2 separate regions of the Homo sapiens genome follow, and region 2 is linked to region 1. The links are chromatin loops, found by intact Hi-C in ENCODE. Cell type or tissue: MCF 10A. All regions are shown on one strand.

The links. A loop is a pair of places that touch in the nucleus more often than their neighbours do. Peaks named below come from ENCODE experiments on the same cell type or tissue, not always from the same donor. Only the 100,000 strongest peaks of a DNase experiment are listed, where the experiment ranks them.
Region 2: it touches region 1 in a loop (10-fold over the local background); 3 of 110 quality-filtered maps call a loop at or near these places.

Annotation. Positions count from the first base shown.
Region 1 is chr5:159,580,665-159,583,164 of GRCh38, forward strand. The region is part of intron 13 of LOC105377684 (a long non-coding RNA gene); the gene reads left to right. Among named protein-coding and RNA genes, the nearest start is that of LINC01845, 120 kb to the left of the region's middle. In MCF 10A, no CTCF peak of the experiment used is centred here; DNase peaks (open chromatin) are centred at 1,057, 1,437 and 2,287.
Region 2 is chr5:159,827,776-159,830,275 of GRCh38, forward strand. All of the region lies in intron 2 of LINC01847 (long intergenic non-protein coding RNA 1847), which reads right to left. Among named protein-coding and RNA genes, the nearest start is that of LINC01847, 42 kb to the right of the region's middle. In MCF 10A, no CTCF peak of the experiment used is centred here; no DNase peak of the experiment used is centred here.

The DNA.
Region 1 (2,500 bases):
CCAGACTCATGAAGCCTTTTGGCACAAGGCCTAGGTTTGCAGCATCAGGGAAGCCTTCTGGGGTGACCATGTCGGGAAAGGGAGGTCTGATGTTGAAGCCAGGCACCCTTGGATATGAATCCCAGTTATATCTATTAGTTGTTTTCTATCTTGTTAGGTCATGTAACTGCTCTGCCTTCACTTTCTTGTCTGTAAAATGGGAGATTTTTATAGCTAGCTCAGAAATTGTTGGGAAGAGTAGTGACAAGGCCCAGCAGATGCTGAAAAATAAAGCTGGGGAGTGGGAGAGGGTCTGTGGAATTTGGGGGGCGTCTGCCCTTGCACTTCAGCCCCGTAAACTCTGAGACCCTAAAGTCTCAGAGTTAATCACAGCTCAATACACCAAATTAATCATAGTCCTTTATTTAAGAAGGAAGAAATAATGAGTGAGTTTAATTTTCCAATCCCACTTTAGGCGGTCAGCTCTCAACCCTGAGTTCTAGTTTGATTGCACTGTGGTCAGCTCTCAAGTAGAGGAAGATAATCATGGGTAAGGCGTGCTGCAGGGCCTGTTTTCTGCAGATGTCTTTCTCACTAGCCGAATGTTCCACCTGAAATTCCAGCATGTATCTTGTTGTCTCCAAGATGCCCTTGTTAAAATACAGATATCTTTAAGGGAAGCTGCTAGACGTTAGCACAGACTCTGGAGTCAGATAGGCTGGGGATAAATTCCCGCTCCCCGACTTGTTAGCTATGTGACTTTGGAAACATTACTTCACATCTCCGTGTCTCAGTTCCTTCATCTGTTCAATGGAAATAACAATAGTGTTAAGGGGAGAGTAGATGAGATAATGTCTGGGACAAGATAAGTGCTCAATTAAAGTTAGCTATTGTTAGTAGCTATTACTAAACCCTGAGAAGAAGGGGTAGGTGGCGATATGACTCCACCAAGAATATGCTTAAGTTTCTCCTTCATCTGGGTCAGTTTCCATAGGCTTTGCAAAATAGATGCTATTTCACAAATGAGGACAACTAAATCTCAGAGAAATTAACTGGTTCTGAGTCACACAGCTTCATCAGGATGCCATGAAGAAACAGGATACAATGCACACTCTCCTTTAGCTGTGCCACCAATAACCCTCCTGCATAACTTCTGGCTTCCTAAGAGAGGACTAATGGTTGTAGCCCCTGAAATCCACCTACACACTCTCCCTGAGATAGTCTGTAGTGGACAGCTCCCAAATGCTTTCCATTTTGAGGAAAGACAGCTTGAAGAGCAACTTGCAAATGCAAGGTCAGATACCAAGCCCAGAGGCCGTACGGATGTCACACCTCAGTTCTTATGGTGATGACTTGGCATTTAGAGATGAAAAAATCATCTCCAAGGCAACGTAGGTGACTTATTTACAGATGATTAATCCCATTGTATACTACTGCCAAATCCACTTCTGGCTTCACGCCTGGTGACATGGGGAAAATACCACGGCTTCTTCGTCTTGGGTACATTTCCATCTGCTGGGCATTCTCTGGGTTCCAGGGGGAGGTGAGTCAACAGTCTGTCAATGCTATGGATTTAGTGTCTTGATGTGGGTTCTAATGAGAGAGTTTTTATAATGTTTCACGCCCTCCCACCCCTGCCAGCCACAATGGTAATATCAAACCCAGAGACCAGGAACAGAGGAACTTGCTTTCTTCCAGCTTTTGATCTTCCACCTAATATGATCAGAGAATTCTTATTTCATTTAATATATCTTTCATAAGTGCCTACTCTGCACCAGATACTGTCCCAGAATAGAAGAAAGTACACTTCCGGAAAATTTGCTATGATCATGAAGAAACTGAACTCAGACAATAATAATTATAATAATATCTCCTATTTATTAAGCATTTGCTGTGTGCCAGTTGCTGTACCAGGAACATCACAGTTTATCCTCCCCAAAGCCCTTGGCTGTAGGTCCTATGGTATCCCTGTTTTTCTCTTAATAAAGATAAAACACAGAGAGGTTAAGAAGCTTTCCCAGGATGGCACAGCTGGGCAAGTGGTGGAGTTGATTTTACGCAAACACAGTCAGTTCTCATTATTTGTGGCAGTTATGTTCTATAAAGTGGCTGTGAGCACTGAATTAACAAGTACTAAACAGTTGCTCCTACAGGAAACACAGGGTTAGATTCCTTTGAGCCTCTGATCAATATATAACCTTGTTTTAATTATGTTTTGTTTAAAGATATCTTATTCAATATACACTTTTGATTCATTAACACTGAACTTATAGCAACAGCACTGTGACTCATCCCCAAATGATGCTTCTCTTACGCATATATTTTGTCTGTAAGGCACACAGCAGCCTTCTACTTAGGATCACTTTAGCACTATGCTTTGGGACCATTTTAAACAACAAAATCACCATCATGAAGCATAAAAATGAGAAAAAATGGGGCACTAAATAGACCACAAAAGAGACACTTGTTCTCAGGCTGAGAGCTGAAATGAAAAAAGCAGAGTGTCACTTTGTTGTCCCAC
Region 2 (2,500 bases), 250 kb after region 1:
TTTTGAGGAGACACAATTCAATTCATAACACCTGCCTTCTTTACCCTGTGTTTAGTGGGGAAAAAATGGGGGCTCAAAAGATTTGAGTTTGAGCCCCAGTTCTGCCAATAACTGGCTACTTGGTTTTGATGAGTGATTTTGACCACAGTTTCTCCTCTTGCTTACTTGGGGAAAAGATTAGATGAGATCATAGAAATCACCAAATTTATAGCCTGAAGTGGCCTCTGAGATCATCCAACATTTCCCAAAGTGTGCTCACCAGAATATTAATCCTGCAAAGTCCCCTTGGGATAAAAAGGAGGGCTGGTTGTGTGAGTCCCTCTCCGAGACTCTCAATATGCATTACCAGAGGGAAGTTCCCGAGAAGTCGCACAGTAAAGAAGCCTTTGTTTGTCCCTGCATCTCCCAAACTCATTTCACTATGGACGCTGTTGTTTGGGTAATCCCTGGTAGCAATCTCTTGATCACTGATCTACATTTGGAAAATGCTCACATAGATTAACCCCTTTAGTGCACATTGGAGAACCAGGATTGAGACTTAGATCACCTTTTACCTGCTCCCAAATCTCTGTCTCAGGCTCAGCTTTGAGGAAAACCCAAATTGAGACAGATGGTTGTTCCTGGGATAAAAACAGCTTTACTGCTAATTTTAAATTTTTAACATTATTTTCAATACTATGTACTCAGTAAATTTTCAAACAACACAGAAAAGAATAAGGAAGATAAGTAAAACTCACCTTAAATCTTCCTACCCTAAAATAACCAACTGATGTGGATTACTTCTTTATTACTCTATTATTTCTGCCATTTTTTTTTTTTTTTTTTTTTTTTTTTTTTGCAGACAGGGTCTCACTCTGTTGCCCAGGCTGGAGTGCAGTGGCGCAATCTCCGCTCACTCCAACCTCCACCTCCCAAGCTCAAGTGATTCTCATGCCTCAGCCTCCCAAGTAGCTCGGATTACAGGCACACACCACCACATTTGGCTAATTTTTGTATTTTTAGTAGAGATGTTGTTTTGCCATGTTGGCCAGGCTGGTCTTGAAATTCTGGCCTCAAGTGATCCACCTGCCTCAGCCTCCTGAATTGCTGGGATTACAGGTGTGAGCCACTGTGCCCAGTCACTTCTGCCACCTTTTGATTGCACGAGGAGGTAATGAAGCTCAGGAACTGGGATAGGAGCTGAACCCAGAATCAGTGAGTTCAGAAGCATATCCTGACATGAGTTGTTGCTTAAATTATAGTCAAGCCCCTTGGCCTCCTTGTGCCTGATTCCTCCTTACCCCTTTAGAGAGCAGTGTCTATGGCAGAGTCTGAAAATTAATAATATTCATGGCTACCATTTATTGGGTTCCTACTACGTACACATAATATTATGTTACACATTATTGCACCCAGGAAATTAACCCTCACATCTTCCCAAGGAGGCAGGTGATACCATTAAGGCTTTGAGAGTTTGACTTGCCTCAGATCTCACAGCTGCTAGCAGCCATAAAGCCAGGACCCTAACTCTGAAACTGACTCCCAATTCTGCCTGACTCTGAAACTTTCTGCATAACTGTAACTCTGTGACTTCATACACTATATGCGGCAAACGTCAGTCCTATTTTCTGACCTCTCAGCTCCTGTTAAATGCCTTTGCTGTGTTTGGAATAGTTTTAGCCCTGTGGATCCTACTACTCCAAAGCAAAACCCAGAAGACTCCAATCAAATCTGGGCCTCCCTTTCAGACTGGATGAAAGTGTGTCCAAGGCTGGGACAATCAGACACACTCCTATAAGACCTTGATTCTAAGAGAGCAACTCAAGGAAAGAGACTTTCCAGGGGATCCATTGTGCTGGCAAGGATGGCAGCAAGAGGTCTGACTTTTGGGGTGACAATGTTTGCAAGGATGAGATCTTGGCATAGCAATAGTGGTGGTTTCTTCTATGGCTTAGTGGGACAACAGTAGGGGCAATGGTCCCTCTGTCAATCTAGTTCTACGGAGCGGTGTTTTCATTGCTCCTTAAGTTTACCTTCAGACCTTGCTCTCCACCTCTCCTGACGATTCTGAGAGCTCTCAATATCCTTTTGATAAATTCCTTCTCTGCCCAATCGGCCAGAGTCAGCTTCTGTTGCTTGCTCCCAGAAAACCTGACAGATGTGTGCTGTATCAGTGAGAGAGAGTGAGACCTCTCACTACACAGAACTCTAGTGGCTTTGGGTGTCTACAAACTGCAAAGCAATGAACAGAGATGGCCAGTTTCTCATCAATTTCTTTAACATAGACAACAAATTCATTAGATCCCAAAGTGAACTTTTGGCCAAAGTAGTACAAATTGGTTTAAACCATATTGATTCTGTTACCTCTCAATTGCCTAATTTCCAATTCACATTATATTTTGTGCCTTGAGTCCAGGTGTTAGAAGCCAACAGGAAAACTAGACTTTCTTGAATGGGTCTTCTGAAAGAAATTTAATTGAAAATCGTATTTATTCTTTAATCCAGTGGTTCTCAAACTTTT